Regions from separate parts of the Homo sapiens genome. Here region 2 is linked to region 1. Evidence: read pairs that join two places in POLR2A ChIA-PET (ENCODE). Cell type or tissue: MCF 10A. All regions are shown on one strand. Links, peaks and the distances in the headings refer to the core of each region. The heading gives the core; the rest is flanking DNA.

Evidence for each region. Peaks named below come from ENCODE experiments on the same cell type or tissue, not always from the same donor. Only the 100,000 strongest peaks of a DNase experiment are listed, where the experiment ranks them.
Region 2: POLR2A ChIA-PET joins it to region 1 with 5 read pairs; 1 of 35 experiments calls an interaction of 5 or more read pairs at or near these places.

What each region holds. Positions count from the first base shown.
Region 1 is chrX:53,722,199-53,731,815 of GRCh38, reverse strand. No RefSeq gene overlaps it. Among named protein-coding and RNA genes, the nearest start is that of HUWE1, 40 kb to the right of the region's middle. In MCF 10A, for the core only: no CTCF peak of the experiment used is centred there; a DNase peak (open chromatin) is centred at 4,645.
Region 2 is chrX:54,172,957-54,182,573 of GRCh38, reverse strand. It overlaps FAM120C (family with sequence similarity 120 member C), which reads left to right. Exons shown (of 16, transcript NM_017848.6): 1 at 1-74. Among named protein-coding and RNA genes, the nearest start is that of FAM120C, 5.5 kb to the left of the region's middle. In MCF 10A, for the core only: no CTCF peak of the experiment used is centred there; a DNase peak (open chromatin) is centred at 4,293.

The DNA.
Region 1 (9,617 bases), core at 3,567-6,066:
AGGCGGAGGTTGCAGTGAGCCGAGATCACACCATTGCACTCCAGCCTGGGCAACAAGAGCTAAACTCCGTCTCAAAAAAAAAAAAAAAAAAAAAAGATAAGGGCAGTTCTGATCATAAACTCAACTACATTTACACAAAACAGGAGAGTTAGCCTATCCCTTCCTGCCTTAAAAATCCTGGTACTCACTTCTCTTCCTTACTAGTAGATGTGATATGCGATTTGTGGCTTTTTTTTTTTCTTTAGAATAGGGCACTTTCACCTTCATTAAAAGCCTGTTCAGGCAGATATGCTTTCTCCTCAATGATTTTCTTTCTTTCTTCGTTTCTTTTTTTTTTTTTTTTTTTTTTTTTTTTTTGAGATGGAGCCTCACTCTGTCACCCAGGCCAGAGTGCAGTGGTGCAATCTCGGCTCACTGCAACCTCTGCCTCCCAGGTTCAAGCGATTCTCTTGCTTCAGCCTCCCGAGTAGCTGGGTTACAGGTGCATGCCACCACACCCTGCTAACTTTTGTATTTTTAGCAGAGGCGGGGTTTCACCATGTTGGTCAGGCTGGTCTCGAACTCCCGACCTCAGGTGATTTGTCTGCCTTGGCCTCCCAAAGTGCTGGGATTACAGGCGTGAGCCACCACGCCTGGCCTCCTCAATGATTTTCTAAATGGCATCTGGGAACTCGTCTGCTGCCTCTTGGTCAGCAGAATCTGCTTCTCCTGTTATCTTAATATTTTTAAAACCAAAACTCTTGCCAGCTGCGGTGGCTCATGCCTGTAATCCCAACACTTTGGGAGGCCGAGGCGGGCAGATCACGAGGTCAAGAGTTTGAGACGACCCTGGCCAACATGGCGAAACCCCGTCTCTACTAAAAATACAGAAATTAGCCAGGTGTGGTTGCGGGTACCTGTAATCCCATCTACTCGGGAGGCTGAGGCAGGAGAATCGCTTGAACCTGGGAGGCAGAGGTTGCAGTGAGCCGAGATCGCGCCACTGCACTCCACCCTGGGCGACAAGAGCAAGACTCCGTCTCAAACAACAACAACAACAACAAAACTCTTTCCAAAATTATGGTTTCATCCTTTGCTGGCAATGAATTGTTCAGCTTAGATCTTCCACCTTCCTTTTGCTTATGTTGCCATATAATGACTTCACTTTTTCTCACATCATATTAGAATCTATACATATCACTTTCTTACAGGAATCCTGCACCCACATAAAAGCTGCATTTTCGGGGCCGGGCACAGTGGCTCACGCCTGTAATCACAGCACTTGGGCAGGCCGAGGCAGGAGGATCATGAGGTCAGGAGATCGAGATCATCCTGGCTAACACAGTGAAACCCCGTCTCTACTAAAAATACAAAAAATTAGCCAGGCATGGTGGCGGGCGCCTGTAGTCCCAGCTACTGGGGAGGCTGAGGCAGGAGAATGGTGTGAACCCGGGAGGCGGAGCTTGCAGTGAGCCGAGATGGCGCCACTGCACTCTAGCCTGGGCGACAAAGTGAGAGTCCATCTCAAAAAAAAAAAAAAAAGCTGCATTTTCAATAGAAGATAAAAGGGTATTTCACAGAAGGTACAAGGTTTTCACAGCTGTTGGTTTTTACTTTTCTCTCTCTCTCTTTTTTTACAATTATCCTTACACTGGATTTATTTGAAATGACAGGCAATAGCAGCTGAAGTCCTCAATCTACAGAACACATCAAGCAGTTCAACTTCTTCTTGTAATGTCATGACTTTTCTCTGCTTCCTGGGGACAGTTCCAGCATCATTAGTGGCACCCCATATGGGTTCCATACTGTTACTCAAGGTTTACAGTATTGCAGTAAATATTACGAAAAATATGCAAGAACTATGAGGGATCACTTTTTACTGGAGATATGAATTACTCACATGGAGATGATTAGTGTCACATGGCATTTTAAGCAGATACTTGCAATACTTGAGCTCACCTCAATAGTGGTGATTACAAAATTATTACAGCATACACAAATACATTGTATAGCTATACAAAAATATTTTCTCTATATTCTTATTCTATAAGTTTTTTTATATTTTTAATTTTTTTACTTTCTAAACTGTTTTGTTAAAAACAAAGACACAAACACACACATTAGCCTAGACCAACACAGGGTCAGGATCATCAAGACGTCACTAGGTGATAGGAATTTTTTAGCTCCATTATAATTTTAGGGGACCACCATAGTATATGTGGCCTATTCTTCACCAAAACAACATTACGCTGGCACATGACTGTCTGATTTTCTGTCTTTGGCTGTCTACAGAAGTTGCCTCCGCCTCCCAGGTTAAAGAGATTCTGCTGCCTCAGTCTCCTGAGTAGCTGGGATTACAGGCCCAAGCCACAAGGCCCAGCTAATTTTCGTATTTTTAGTAGAGACAGGGTTTCACCATGTTGGTCAGGCTGGTATCAAACTCCTGACCTCAGGTGAGCCACCTGCCTCGGCCTCCCAAAACGCTGGGATTACAGGCGTGGGCCACTGCGTCTGGTCTATGATCCCCATTGTTGAAGGTGGGACCTGGTATGAGTTGTTTAGATCCTCGGGGTGGACCCTTCATGAATGGCTTGGTGCCATTCTTGCAGGAGTGACGGAGTTGTCACTCTTAGTTTCCATAAGAACTGCTTGTTGAAAAGAGCCTGACACTGGCTGGGCACAGTGACTCATGCCTGTAATCCCAGCACTTTGGGAGGTGAGGTTGGGGGGCTCACCCTGAGGTCAAGACCAGCCTGGCCAACATGGAGAAACCCCATCTCTACTAAAAGTTACAAAAATTAGCCAGGCATGGTGGTGCACGCCTGTAATCCTAGCTCCTCGGGAGGCTGAGGCAGGAGAATTGCTTGAATCTAGGAGGCAGAGGTTGCAGTGAGCTGAGATCATGCCACTGCACTCCAGCTTGGGCAATTGAGCAAGACTCCATCTGAAAAGAAAGAAAGAAAGAAAGAAAGAGAGAGAGAGAGAGAGAAAGAAAGGAAGGAAGGAAAGGAAGGAAGGAAGGAAGGAAGGAAGGAAGGAAGGAAGGAAGGAAGGAAGGAAGGGAGGGAAAGAAAGACAAAGAAAGAAAAAGAAAGAAAGAAAGAGAAAAGCCTGACGCCTACTCCTGTCTTTCTTTCTTTCTTTATTTCTATCTTGCCATGTGATCTGCACATGCAGGTTCCCCTTCCTTTCTCTGGACACTGAAACTTGAGTTTCACATAATTTTCACACGTCACAAAATATTATCCTTCATTTAATTCTTTTAACCACCTAAAAATATAAAAACCACTGTTATACCATAGGCTGTACAAAAACAGGCAGCAGGCTGGATTTGGCCCACTAGCAGTAGTTTGGCAACCCCTGATATAAGGGGTTTATGCTAGTCTAGTTTGTAGATGGTTATGTGACCCAGTGCTGGTCAATGAGATGTGAGTAAAGGTCTTCTGGGCTTCCTCTAAGAAAGGTTTCCTCACTCTTAATGAAAGACAGATAGAAAAGATGGTCTAGATTCTTCCTTTCTCTACTGCATGTCTGGATGTGATGCAAGGAACTTCAGCAGCCACCTTGCAACTATGAGGTGACTAGCCTGAAGAGTACCAGGAGCCTGAGGATGGCAGAGCAGAAAGATTGAAAAAAAGAATCTGGGTCCTTGATAATATTGCTGAGAAGCTAAATTAACCAACAGTGGAGTCATCCTACTTCAGAATTTATTACAGGTAGAGTATTCCTAATCCAAAAATTCAAAACCTGAAATGCTCCAAAATCTGAAACTTTTTGAGCACTGATTTGGCACTCAAAGGAAATGCTCACTGGAGCATTTCAAATTTTTGGATGTTTAAATTAGGGATGCTCAGCTGGAAAGTATAATGCAAATATTATAAAATCTGAAATCCAAAACACTTCTGGCCCCAAGGACTTCAGATAAAGGATACTCAACCTGTATTATAATAAGTTGGAGATAATAAAATTTTCTTTTTCTTTCCTTTTTTTTTTTTTTTTGAGGCAGAGTTTCACTCTTGTTGCCCAGGCTGGAGTATAATGGCACAATCCCGCCTCACTGCAACCTCTGCCTCCCAGGCTCAAGCAATTCTCCTGTCTCAGCCCCTTGAGTAGCTGGGATTACAGGCATGTGCCACCACCATGCCTAGCTAATTTTGTATTTTTAGTAGAGACAGGGTTTCTCCATGTTGGTCAGGCTGGTCTCGAACTCCCACTCAGGTGATCCACCCACCTCAGCCTCCCAAAGTGTTGGGATTATAGGCGTGAGCCACCGCGCCTGGCTAATAAAATTTTCTTATAGTTAATTATTGTTTTCTTATTGAGTTATGTTTTCTGTTAGGCATTCTAACTAAAACAATGAGTCAAAAATTCTCACTTCATCAAATAAAGAATTCTACTGTTTGAAAGACACTGTTAAAAGAATGAAAGGACATACAGAGTGGGAATGAATATTTGCAAATTATATATTTGATAAAGAACTTGAATCCGGAATACAGTAGTCCCACCTTATTCACAGGTAATATGTTCTAAGACCCCCAGTGGACACCTTAAACTAGGAATAGTACTGAACCATATGTATACTATGTTTTTTCCATCTGATAACCAAGCTAGCTACTAAATGACTAATGGGGTGGGGAGGTAGCATAGACAGCATGGATATGCTGGACAAGGGGATGATTCACAGCCAAAGGCAGGACAAAACAGAACAGCGTAAGATTTCATCATGCTACTCAGAATGGCACAAAATTTAAAACATATGAGTTGTTTATTTCTGGAATTTTCCATTTAATATTTTTGGACTTCAGTTGATCTCAGATAACTGAAACTGCAGAAAGTGAAACTGCAGATAAGTGGGATGTTCTAGTCTGTGTTGCTATAAAGGAATGCCTGAGGCTGGGTAATTTATAAAGAAAAGAGGATTATTTGACTCATGGTTCTACAGGCTGTACAACAAGCATGGCGCACTCAGCTGGGCGTGGTGGCTCATGCCTGTAATCCCAGCACTTTGGGAGGCAGGAGGATTGCTTGAGCCCAGGAGTTCAAGACCAGCCCTGGCAACATAGCAAAAGGCTGTCACTACAAACAAACAAACAAAAAATTTAACCAGGTGTGGTGGCACGTGCCTTGTAGTCCTAACTACTTGGGAGGCTGAGGTAGGAAGATCCTTTGAGCCCAAGGGTTTGAGGCTGTTGTGATCTATGACCATGCCACTGCACTCCAGCATGGGTGACAGAGCGAGACCCTGTCAAACAAAAAAACAAAAAAACAAAACAAAACAAAAACTATGGCGCCAGCACCTGCTTCCAGTGAGGGCTTCAGGAAGCTTCCAGGAAGCTCCCAATCATGGAGGAAGGCAAAGAGGGGGCAGCATCACATGATAAGAGAGGAGGGAAGAGAGAAAGAAGGAAGTGCCAGGCTCTTTGTTAACAATCAGTACTCATAGGAACTAATACAGCGAGAACTGACTCCTGACCATGAGGATGGCTCATAAAGAGCCATCCCAGGATCCAAACACCTCCCACCAGGCCTCAACCTCAATATTAGGTATCAAATTTTAACATATCCGAATATATCATTCCGCCCCTGGCTACCCAAATCTCATGTCGTTCTCACATTGCAAAATACAATAATTCCTTCCTAATAGTCACCAAAGGTTGTTTTTTGTTGTTGTTGTTTTTTGACACAGGGTCTCACTCTGGTTGCCCAAGCTGGAGTGCAGGGGTGTAATCTTGGCTCACTGCAGCCTCAATCTCCCGGGCCCAGGTGATTCTCTCACCTCAGCCCAAGTAGCTGGGACTACAGGTGTGCACCACCACACCCAGCTAAATGTTTTTTGTATTTTTAGTAGAGATGGGGTTTCTCCATGTTGCCCAGGCTGGTTTTGAACTCCTGGACTTGAGCAATCCATTTTCCTCGGCCTCCCAAACTGCTGGGATTACAGGCCTGAGCACCAACCCAAAAGTCCAAAGTGCAAAGTCTCACCTGAGACTCAAGGCAAGTTCCTACCAGGTAAGATCAAAAACAAGTTATTTACTCCTAAAATACAATGGTGGTACAGGCATTGGGTAAATATTCCCATTCCAAAAGGGAGAAATCAGCCACAGGAAAGGAGCAACAGGCCCCACACAAGTCTGAGACCCAGCAGAACAGACATTACATCTTAAAGCTCCAAAATAATCCTTGATTCCATGTCCCACATTCAGGGCACACAGATGCAAAGGGTGGGCCCTCAAAGCCTTGGGCAGTGCGACCTCTATGGCTTTGCTGAGCACAGCCCATGTGACTGCTCTCAGGGGTTGAAGTTGAATGGCTGTGAGTTTTCCAGGCTGAGATTGCACGCTGCCAGTGGCTCTGCTATTCTGGGGTCTGGAGGGCAGCAGCCCCATTCCCACAGCCCTACTAGGCAGTGCCCTGGTGGGGACACTTTGTGGTGGCTCCAACCCCACATTTCCCCTCAGCACTGGCTTAGTAGAGTCTCTCTGTGGGGGCTCTGCCCCTGTGGCAGGCTTCTGCCTGGACACCCAGGCTTTTCCATACAACCTCTGAAATCCAGGGGGAAGCTGCCAAGCCTCCGTGGCTCTTGCATTCTGCGCACCTGTGGACTTAACGCCACATAGAAGCCACCAAGGTTCATGGCTTGCATTCTCTGGAGTGGTGGGAGTCGCTCCTGGGGCTGTTTGAGCTGCAGCTGGAGTCTCAGCAGCACAGATGCAGGGAGCAACGTTTGAAAGTGGCACAGGGCAGTGGTGCCCCAGCTTAGCCTCCAAAACCATTCTGTCTCCCTAGCCCTCTGGGCCTGTGATGGGAGGGGTGGACTGGAAGTCTTCTGAAATGGCTTGGAGACCTTTATCCCATTGTCTTGACTATTAGCACCTGGCTCCCTTTTATCCTCTATCTAGCAAGTGGTTGTTCTCCAGCACCCTTGGATTTCCCTTATGAAGATGCTTTTTCCTTCTCTACCACATGGCCAGGCTGCAATTTTCCAAACTTTTATGCTCTGTTTCCCTTTTAATTATAAGTTCCAACTTTAGGTCATTCTTTCTTTTTTTTTTTGAGATGGAGTTTAGCTCTTGTCACCCAACCTGGAGTGCAATGGTGCTGTCTCAGCTCACTGCAACCTCTGCCTCCTGGGTTCAAGTGATTCTTCTGCCTGAGCTTCCCAAGTAGCTGAGATTACAGGTGCCCACCACCATGCCCAGCTAATTTTTGTATTTTTAGTAGAGACAAGGTTTCACCATGTTAGCAGGCTGGTCTCAAACTCCTGACCTCAGGTGATCCACCTGCCTCAGCTTCCCAAAGTGCTGGGATTACAAGCACGAGCCAAGGAGCCCGGCCAGTCATTCTTTTACTTCCATATATGATCATCTGCTTTTAGAAACAGCTGCATTGCTTTTTGAATGCTTTGCTGCTTAGAAATTTCTTCTGCCATAAGCCCAAGGTCATTGCTCTTTTTTTTTTTCCAAGACGGAGTCTCACTCTGTCGCCCAGGCTGGAGTGCAGTGGCATGATCTCGGCTCGCTGCAACCTCTGCCTCCCAGGATCTAGTGATTCTCCTGCCTCAGCCTCCCGAGTAGCTGGGACTACAGGCGCATGCCACCACGCCCGGCTAACTTTTTGTATTTTTAGTAGAGACGGGGTTTCACCGTGTTAGCCAGGATGGTCTTGATCTCCTGACCTTGTGATCCGCCCGCCTTGGCCTCCCAAAGTGCTGGGATTACAGGTGCGAGCCACCGTGCCCGGCTGGTCATTGCTCTTAAGTTTGGTCTTCCACAAAGCCCCTGGGCATGGACATAATGCACTCAAGTTCTTTGCTCAGGCATAACAAGTGTGACCTTTGCTCCAGTTCCCAATAACTTCCTCATTTCCATCTGAGACTTCGTCAGCTTGACCTCTCCTGTCCATATTTCTACTAGTATTTTGGTTACAACCACTTGACCAGTCCCTAATAATTCCAAACATTCCGTGGACTTCCTGTCTTCTGAAGCCTTCAAATTTTTCCAACTTCTGCTTATTTCCTGACTCCAAAGCTGCTTCTACATCTTCAGGTATCTTTACAGCAACATTCCACTCTTGGTACCAGTTTTCTGTCTTAGTCCATTTGTGTTGCTATAAAGTAATACCTGAAGTTGGGTAATTTATTTTTAAAAAGGTTTACCTGGTTCATGGTTCTGCTGGCTACACAAGAAGCACGGTATCAGCATCTGCTTCTGGTGAAGGCCTTGGGAAGCTTCCACTTATGGCAGATGGCAAAGAGGAGCAGGCATCACATAGTGAAAGATGAGGGAAGAGAGAGAAGAAGACGTGCCAAGTTCTTTCTAACAATCCGTTTTTGCCAGGCACAGTGGCTCACTCCTGTCATCCCAGCACTTTAGGAGGCCTAGGTGGGAGGATAGCTTAAGCCTGGGAGTACAAGACCAGCCTGGGTAACAGAGCGAGACCCCATCTCTACAGAAAACAAAAAAATCAATAAATAATAAAAAAAAATCAGTTCGCATAGGAACTAATACAGTGAGAACTCGCTCATTACTGCAAGGATAGTTTATAAGGGATCTGCCCGCATGATCCAACCACTTCCCACCAGGACCCACTGCTAACATTTGGGATCAAATTTCTTTCTTTCTTTTTTTTTTTTTTTTTTTTTGAGACAGAGTCTCACTCTGTCTCCCAGGCTGGAGTGCAATGGCTTGATCTTGGCTCACTGCAAGCTCCGGCTCCTGGGTTCACGCCATTCTCCTGCCTCAGCCTCCCGAGTAGCTGGGGCTACAGGCGCCTGCCACTACACCTGGCTAATTTTTTGTATTTTTTAGTAGAGACAGGGTTTCACCATGTTAGCCAGGATGGTCTCGATCACCTGACCTCGTGATCCTCCCGCCTCGGCCTCCCAAAGTGCTGGGATTACAGGCGTGAGCCACCGCGCCCGGCCGGGATCAAATTTCAACATGAAATTTGGAGGGGACAAACATCCAAGCAACATCAGGTATCTACGGTATGTAAAGAACTTGCAAAACTCAGTAATAGAAAGCAAACAACCCAATTACAGTTTTAAAAAACAGGCAAAAGATTTGACCAGACACTTCACCAAGGAAGATATATAGATGGAACTTAAGCACATGAAAAGATACTTCACATCGTTAGAATTAGGGAAATGAAAATTAAAACCACAACGAAATACCAATACCCTCTTATTAGAATGACTAAAATTAAAAAGGCTAACCAAATCAGTGGAACTGGAACTCTCACACACTGCTAATGGAGTATAAAATAATACAGGAACTTTGGAAAACAGTTTGTTTTTTAAAAACTTACATATATACCTGCCACATGGTTTGACCATTCTATTTTTTTTTATTTTTATTTTTTTAGTATTTATTGATCATTCTTGGGTGCTTCTCGGAGAGGGGGATTTGGCAGGGTCATAGGACAATAGTGGAGGGAAGGTCAGCAGATAAACAAGTGAACAAGGGTCTCTGGTTTTCCTAGGCAGAGGACCCTGCGGCCTTCCGCAGTGTTTGTGTCCCTGGGTACTTGAGATTAGGGAGTGGTGATGACTCTTAACGAGCATGCTGCCTTCAAGCATCTGTTTAACAAAGCACATCTTGCACCGCCCTTAATCCATTTAACCCTGAGTGGACACAGCA
Region 2 (9,617 bases), core at 2,945-5,444, 450 kb before region 1:
CGCGGGCCTGGTTCCTGCCACCGGCCTGCCTGAGCCACTGCGTGAGGCTAGCACTCATCCGCTTCCGGGTCAAGGTGAGGGAGGGGCCGGATCTTAAATAATAAGCCCCACACCTATTCCCTCCCAACTAAATACCTAACCACCTACCCACTTACCCACTACCCTACCTCCCATCTACCCACCCACCTACCCGCCCAACAGCTAACCTACCTGCCTAACTACCCTCTACCATTTTATCCATTTACCTCCCCCTTCATACCACCCCCTACGGATTCACTCACCTACATGGCCATATCTCTACTCATGTCATCCCAGTAGCTCCCTTTAGCTTCCCTTATCCAATTGGCCTACCACTAGGTTTCAGCAGAATCTAGTCAGAATTTCTTTTGTAGCCTCATCTTTCTCCTGGTGTCTTCTGCCTCAAACTGAAATGCCTTTACCCTGCTTTTGCCAGTTGACATCTCTCTCCTGTATCTCTTTCCAACCTCGCAGTAAATCACTTAAGCAGGTGTGAACTGAACACCTTTCTTCTACATTGTTTTTCCGTCTTCACCCACTGCTGCTTTTTTACCCATCTGTGTCCATTCAGCCTTTTTCATTTCAACATGCATCTTCTTCCTCCTGCCTTAGCCTAAACACATAAAAACCCACTGATTCAGTCACTGTTCAGCAAGTATTAACTCACTGAGTGTAAGGGTTTTAAAGACATGTGAGACACTGCTCATGCCCTTGGAAAGTTAAATGTATACACATGAAACATTTAATTATAGCAATGTGTATGTGATTATGCCTTATGGTCCAGACAGTAAGTACAGTTCCTGTTTTCTGTATGTGGGAGTGGTGGGATATCTTTGGACTAAAGTGGTCAGGGGAGGCTTCCCTGAAGAAGTCGGACCTCACCTGGGTCTTCAAAGGTGGATTGGATTTGAATGAGTCACAAGCTTGGGAGGAGGCTGCTTTAAGTGGGAGGAAGAAAATGAGCAGAAGCAAAAAGGAATATTAAGTGTGCAAGGCCCCATAGGCAGTTAAGTCCAATCTGCATGTAGTTGGGTCACTGCATATGGGGCCTGGGGAACAGCTTGGCAGCATCCCCAGTTCTTGGCACCACTGCTGCTGCTCTGTTGCTTTCCCATACTCTTAGGTTTCAAGTTCCTACGTGTAGAGAATAGCAAGGCTTGGGAAGTAAAGGAGGTGGGCAGGAAGAAGAAAAAGAAAAGTAGTACAGGGTTGGGTAGAAAGAAACCGCAAACCTATTTCCCCAACCAAGGTTCTTGGGGGTTGTCCTTACAGTTAGACAGAACAGGGGATTGTGGGAATCACTTAAGAAGTGGTGTCGGCTGGAGTAATGAGGAGGAAAGAAATTTTAGCTCAGAGACTAAAAGACCTAAACAGAGAAGCTTGCAGTGGTTATAGAGCTTGTGGCTAGAGTCCAGTCATGCTAGACTCGTTCTCAGCATCAAATCTGTGCCTAGAGTGCCTAGATTATAGTTGTTTTAATTTAAACTAATCCAAACGTGAGCTATCTCATACAAGGTTAAAAAAAAAAAAAAAGGCACACATTTGCTTGCTCTTCTGACTGAACATTTTAAGGTAGATTCTTTATTCATGGCCATTCTTTCCACTTTGTTTTCACTGCTACCACCCAGGCTTTTAAGGACTTTTTAACCTCGTTGTTATTAACCTGGTTGCTGGCAATAGTGACCACATTGATGGAATATTTACTATGTTTTAGGTGTCGATCTGTGCACTTCTTTTAAAAAAAATTACCTCATCATCCTCGCAATAACCTATGAAAGCAGTATTATCCCTGTTTTCCAAATGAGGAAACTGAGGCACGGGCTTAGAAACTTGCCCAAAGTCACCCAGAGATAAGTGGCAGGGCTGAGATTTGTGCCTATGTGGTCTTCCTCCAAAGCTCATACTCTAAACAACAGTGCTGCTCTAAAATGAATCTTTCTAAAGTGCCACTGTGATTAGATCATTTCCCCACTCAGCTAAACTCTTCCTTGGCTCCTGGGTAAAGACGTGTTCAGGTCATTCACTTACTTTTTTATTTGAGTGCTTGCTGTAGGCTAAGTACTAGCTGCTTGCTGAGGACTGAGAGGTAAATAAGGGGATCCCGTCCTCAAGGAGGACAAGGTTTAGTGAAAGAGATAATAAATTGCAGATACTGTGGGCTAATTGCAAGTGATGAAAAATGTGGCCCCTATAGGGGGCATGGTTAATTTTGAGTAAGGGAGTGAAAGTTGGGGAAGGCTTCACCGATGGTGCTAAGCCATGAAGAGGGCTGTAGATAGTTCAGATAGCGGACAAGGGTGTGGAGACCCGAATAGCCAGTTATGAGCTCTGAATAGATTTTGATTGGAGGTTGGCAGGAGAGTTGAACACTTGAGTATGGGTTTGTGGTTTCCAAAGTTTTTTTTGTTTATATACCCCATCAGTCAAAATCTTTAGAGAAGCAGCCCTTAGTATATTTTTGTCATACTTCACTACACAGTCTCATTTTTAAAATCCCAGCAGTTAATAAAAAAGATGGATTGAATAGATGGATATGTGATAAATCAGGTATAGTAAAAATAGTAGAATCTCAGTCACGGGTATTCAGATGTTCACTGTAAAATTATCTCAACTTTGCCATGTGTTTGAAGTTTTTCATAATAAAATGTTGGGGAAAAATTCCCAGCAGTCCTCTTTAGTCCTTAGAAGCACTCTTGGGGAATGTATAAATCTTATTCCCTGTGCTAGATTATAAACAAACTCTGATCTTTTTGTATTCTCCATAATGTCCTGTGTACTTTGGGTGCAGGGTACATTGTTTTTTTCCATAGTGAATAGGTCAATGATCCTAAGAGAATGGATTGTAGAAGTGACTTTTTAAGAGTGTAGTGTGGCTCTTAATATAATGGATTTAAGACCAGCTCCAAAATTGCATATCTAAAGTGTCTGTCGATGTTACTAATGAGTGAAGTTCTCTCTCGGTTCTGGTCAGTGACTTTTTTGTTGTTACTGGAGTGATAAAGAACTCCCTGGATTGTAGCACAGACTTGAAAGTATTGATTAATAACCGATTGTGGTTTCCCTTTTCAGAGGAGTGTTCTACTGTCTTGAAGGTGGGAATTTTTCACTTGGATGATCTGCATGCCTACTATTTCTTTTGACTGAATGTCAGTGCCTCAGAACAAAACCCACTACTGTATCTCTCCCCTCTTTGGTTTTGTTCTTCAGGCTAGACCACAAGATGGGCCTTTATTCCCAGTCTCATTTTCATTTGTGATACAGAAAGTAGAGGTGGAAGGATTAAATAATAGATAAATTGCTGGGTTGTCTGTTTAGCTTTAGACAACTTCGGACTTCCCATGAAAAGATCCAGTGTGTATTGCTGGGATGAATTTTTTGATTTGGTTGGTTTCATTTATATGCTCTGCAAAGCTTTGTAAATGATAATCAGTAGAAGGAAAATTAAGTAAACCCACAAATTGCTTGCCTGATTGCTTCCTAAGGGTCTCAGAAATAAAGCAACCTAAAGCAGTTTTAGATTGTGATTCAGGAGATAATTTAGGGTGATTAAGGGAATGAATGCTTTGTTTTAATGGTTACTGTGTAATTAGAAAAAAATGATCAGCACATCAGACTCACCATTTCACAGCTATACTTTTTTAGAATGATTATGATTACATAAAATGAGTTGATTTAAAGAAAGCTATTAAGTTGCAGTACGTGGATATGGCAGAAATCATGTTGGTGGCATATGAATAACCAGACTTTGAGAACAGATACCATTTTGTGCTTTGGTTCTCTAGAATACGATAAAGCAATGGCTGCTATGCCTCCTGATTGTTTACTTACCATTAGTCATAGACATTCTGAAAAGTCATTGACTTTTCTAGATGCTCTAGTCGTTGGAAAATAATCAAAATAATAATTACTTCTTAGGCAACAAGTTGTATATTAAAAGCTTTTAAAATATCTCATTTAATCCTCAAGAGCTTGCAAGGTGCATGGTATTCTCCCCATTTTACAGTTGAGTAACTGAGGTAACCAAGAGGTAAAATAATTTTTCTTTGTTCTAAGTACTAGTAAGTGGTGGATAAAAATTATTGTTCTAGGTTTATATTGCTCAAAGTTTACACAATCCCACCATCCTGTTTCCTTCATTTTATACATTCTTGTGTATGATCGTACACTGTTATTGGCTAGACAATATGCATAGAAGACAATCATAAGTAGATTTTTTGAGCACTTAGTTTGTGCCAGCATTGCTAAATGTACAATACTGCCAGTACAAGGCAAATGTGTAAGCTAAGTGCCAAGTAAGTGAGTCATACAGTGATGTTATAGGAATTCAAAAGTAGTAATCCCTGTCCTTTCTACAGTTTCAGTCTCTGCCTCTCTGGTTTCTTTCACTTACAGCATGCACAAATAATCTTTGAAAAACAAAAACTTCCCCTTTATTTTCTAATTCCTTCGAGCCATTATCTTTATCTCCTTTCTTCCCTATTCACCATTATTCTTAAAGAAGCAGATTGTATTAATTCCCATTCCCTAGCCTAGTGCTACTTTATATCTGATGTCACCACTCTGAAGCTGCCACATGCATTTCCATTCTTAGCCTTTCTTGGTCCTCTTTAAGATCATTAATATCAAGCCATCCTATTCTTGAACTATCTTCCTTGGATTTCATAATTCAGCTCACTTCTGATTCTCCTTGTAACCCTCTAGTTCTTTCTTCTCTTTTCCTTATTCCTCTTCTGCCTGCTTCTTTAAATGTTGGTGCCCTCAAGGCTTCTGTCCTAGTCATATTCTTCTGCTTTTGTTTCCTGAGCAATCTCATCCATTATTGTGGCTTTAAGTATTAATTAAATTCTGATGATTCCTATTGCTCTGTCTCTACCCTCGACCTCTCTCATGAGCTTTCAACACATCTTTTCAGCTCTCTACTACTTGATGTCTTTTAGGTCACTTAAACTAAAAAATACCCAAAATGGAACTCATTATGTTTCCCCAAAACTTGTTTCACTTCTGGTACTCTCTTTTTCTATGAATGGTGTCTTTCATCAGTTTCAAGCCAGAAGCTGTGGAGTCCTCAATTCTTCACTCTCCTGTCACTTCCCACATTTACTTGGTCATCGGATCCTTTGAGTTCTACGTCAGAAATGTCTCCTGAGTCCAGCTACTTCTGTCTGTTTCCACCCCCATTGCTTTAGTTCAGGCTGCCAAAATTTCTTACCTGAACCAGGAAGACAGTGTCAACTTGTTCCTTTACCATAACACTCTCCGGACTCCATCTGCCATATTGCTGCCAGAGACACGATTCTGAAAACAGAAGCTGACTCTGTTATATGCCCAAAGGTGTATTTGCCCACCCTACCGAGTCCAAACTTCTCAGCATGGCAGACAGCGCCCTTCACAATCTGATCCCAAACTCTCTCCAGACTTACCTGGTGCTCACCTCTGGCCACCCCTGTTCCAACCATTCTATATTTTCTTAGTTTCCTAGACATACCGTGTCCTCTCTCATAGTATTTTTCTTATGTTTATCTTGACCTTTGCATAGCAAATTCCCCCTTATTCCTGCTCAAAAGTTATCCTATAGAATCTTTCCTAGCCAGCCTCTGTCAGCTGTGGTAGATGAAGCCTTCCCTTTACTACCAGAGTACTCTGTTCTTACCTCTCTCATATTTTTTTCTCTTTCATAGTATTTTCATATCGCATAATTCTCTTTTAAATGAGTTCTAAGAGGGCGGAGATTTGCTCTAGGACTTGACATATATAAAATAATGTTTGCCGTGAGAGAGATTGGTTGATTTGCCTTTACTGACTGAATCACTACAGAGGGCTTTACAGGTCAGATGAAGAATTTAGAATCAGTGCTATACAATGTTATATGTTAATTCCATCTAAATAAACTCAGATTGCAAACTGAATTGCCAAACTCCTTTTACTCAGAAGTTTTGTAGCTACTTAGCAATGCACTTATAGAATATATTCCCCTTTGATGGTAGTAATAATAGCTACCACATGGGCGAGGTACCTCACCAATATTCATTTAATCCTCACAACCACCCAACAGGAGAGGTATTAATCTCTATTTTTTCCTCTACTCCTATGACAGATTAAATCTCTTTTTTTTTTTTTTTTTTTGAGACAGAGTCTTGCTCTGTGGCCCAGATTGGAGTACAGTGGCATGATCTTGCCTCATTACAACCTCCACCTCCTGGGTTCAAGCAATTCTCCTGCCTCAGCCTCCCAAGTAGCTGGGACTGCAGGTGCGTGCCACTACACCCAGCTAATTTTTGTATTTTTAGTAGAGACGGGGTTTCACCGTGTTGGCCAGACTGGTTTCGAACTCCTGACCTCAGGTGATCTGCCTGCATCAGCCACCCAAAGCGCTGGGATTACAGGCGTGAGCCACCACGCCTGGCCTAAATCTCTACTTTTTATAGCCAAAAACCAAAAAACAAAAAAACAGGCTCAGTGTAGTTACTGGCCCAAGGATACACTGCTAGAACATGGTTGGACCAAGATTTGGACCTAAAGATATTTGACACCAAAATCCTTCATCTTTAACATATCTCAAAACAGTATAATTGCGTTTTTATAGTTATATTTTAATAACTTTTTCTAGAACATTTTTTCCTATATTTAGTTTGTGTAGCATAATGGCTGACAACACAGGCCTTGGAGCCAGACTGCCTGGGTTTAGATCCCTATTCTTCTAAGTACTCATTATGTAAGCTTAGGCAAGTTACTTGCTCTGTGCCTCAGTTTAACAATAATACCTACATCACAAATTTTGTTGTGAGTGTTAAATGATTTAAGTAATATGCTTGGAACATCATATGGCATGTAGTAAATGCCATATAAATGCCAGCTACTATTATATTGACTAAAATATCTTGTAGCGGGGCATGGTGGTGCGCACCTGTAGTCCCAGCTACTTGGGAGGCTGAGGCAGGAGGATTGCTTGAGCCTGAGAGGTTGAGGTTGCAGTGAGCTGAGATCGCACCAATGCACTGCAGCCTGGGCGACGGAGTTAAGACCCTGTATATATTAAAAAAAAAAAGTATAAAATATCTTGTGCACCTAGTAGGTTGGACATTGATCACCTCACTCTCATGCTTTAAGCTTAGCATGGCATGCCATGGCATGCCTTCATGATCTGCCCACCATTATCTAGCCTAATTTTACCCCATTTTTCTTATCAGGACAATGCTTTTCAGTTCAGTTAATATTTTTGAGCACCTGTTCTGTGCCAGACACTGTGCTAAGTACTATGAACAACGGAATTAATTTATTCAGCCAATGTATTGGACTCCTGTGTGCCAGGCAAAGTTCAAGATTGTGAGGATACAGCAGTGAATAAAACAGATTTCTGACCTCATGAAACTTGTATTCTAATGGAGAAAATAACAAACAAGATAAATAGGCAAAATATGTTTTGTGACATAGGAAATGCTGTGGAGAAAATGAAGTAGGGAAGTGAGATAAGGAGTGTTGAAGTCAGGGGTACAAAGCATGGTACCCTACCCTTCCAGGAGCTCATAGTCTATCTAGTAGAGGAGACAAGTAAGAAAATACTTATGGTATAAGTCCCCAGGATCATTTCTCCGGCCCTTGTCATTAGGCCCAGGGACATAACCAGTAGAAGTGGCAGAAACCAGGATTTGCATACCAGAAGCAAAACCCTTGCCCGTTCATCTGTATCACATGAGGAAATTACAAAGGTTATGGCAAAGATGGCAAACTGGCAGCCCGTAGGCCTTATGTGGCCCATGCATGTATTTTTGCATTGGCCCACACATTTTTTTCCTTTTCTTTTTGAAAGAACTTCGTTTATTTTCATTGATCAGTAGTGTTCACCAGGATCTGAAATCAAATAATGCACTTGGACTGAATATTAAGGCATCATCTAGTTGAATGAATTGAATGATTATCATTTCCTGCTGTCATTTAACTTGCATTATATGAATACACTTCTTTTTTAACAAGTTCGAATTTGTTGCCAACTTTTAAAAATTGAGAAATGTTGCAAAAAAGTCTCTTTCCAACCACTCCTGAAATATCAGATCCTCTGGCAATACTGGTTGACCCCTTTTGGTGAACCACATGGTCTTCATTTATTGGTCTCTACAGCTCCATGGTGTCTCCCTGCCACAATGATGAAGTGCCACTTGTCATTCATGGTAGACATCTTCTACAGTGGCTCCCAATGAGTCCCACCTCCTGGTATTCACACCCTTTTGTAATCTCCTCCTGTCCCCCCCGTTTGTGGGCTGGACCTAGTGACTTGCTTCTGATGAGCAGACTACAACAAAAGTGATGGGATGTCACTTCCAAGATTAGGTTATAAAAAACTGTGACTTCCATCTTGTTTGCACTCTCTCTCTCTTTCTCTCTGGCTCTTCTTGCTTGATCACTCTGATGAAGCAAGCTGCCATGTTGTGAGCTGCCCTATGGAGAGGCCCACAGGAAAAGAAACTGAGGGAAGCCTCCAACCAACACTCAGTGAGGAACTGAGGCCCTCAGTCCAACTACAGCCTGCAAGGAACTGAATTGCTGCCAACAGCCACGTACGTGAGTGAGCTTGGAAGCGGATCCTTCCCCAGGCAAGCCTTGAGATGACTGCAGCCCTGGCTGGCACCTTGATTGAAGCCTGTAGGAGACCTTGAGCCAGAGGACCCAGCTAAGCCATGCCTACAGATACTATGAGATAATAAATGTTGTTTTAAGCCACTAAGTTTGGGGGCTACTTTGTTACACAGAAATAGATAACTGAAACACCATTGATTGTTGTGCTTGTTCTTTTTAAATAATATTTTTGATGAATATGAAATATTTCTCCTACATCTGTGCAAAGTGAAAAAAATCTTTTTTATGGAAGAAGTTCACGTATTTGAACAGGAGAGAGCCTATTTCTTTGTGGAATTGATGAATTTTCATATACGTCTAAATAAAATGTGTCTGTTGAAAGACTACGATTTAAGATACCATTTAAAAGTAAACCATTGTAAGAAATATCAGTATACAGCCGGGCGCGGTGGCTCACGCCTGTAATCCCAGCACTTTGGGAGGCCGAGGCAGGCGGATCACCTGAGGTCGGAAGTTCGAGACCAGGCTGACCAACATGGAGAAACCCTGTCTCTACTAAAAGTACAAAATTAGCCGGGCGTGGTGGCGCATGCCTGTAATCCCAGCTACTCGAGAGGCTGAGGCAGGAGAATCACTTGAACCTGGGAGGCAGAGGTTGTGGTGAGCCGAGATTGCACCATTGCACTCCAGCCTGGGCAATAAGAGCGAAACTCCGTCTCAAAAAAAAGAAATATCATTATACAAAAATGATGAATGCTGAAATGAAAAGAACTTAAAAATGTACTTGGAATTTCAACAGGCTATATTTCTAGATACAGATAAAATAAGTGATGCCACAAAAGGCAATTATGTATTAAATGAAAAAACTGCCAGGGGTTGAAAGCTTTTTTAAGCAGTAGTTTTATAAAAGTGTTTGTTGAGTACAACAGAAATTATGTTATAAACAAGCATTTGCAAAGGTAGGAAATACTTTTGTTCAGGATGTCAAACATCGATGGCTAAACATTCTTGGGCCAGATTTAGTCAAA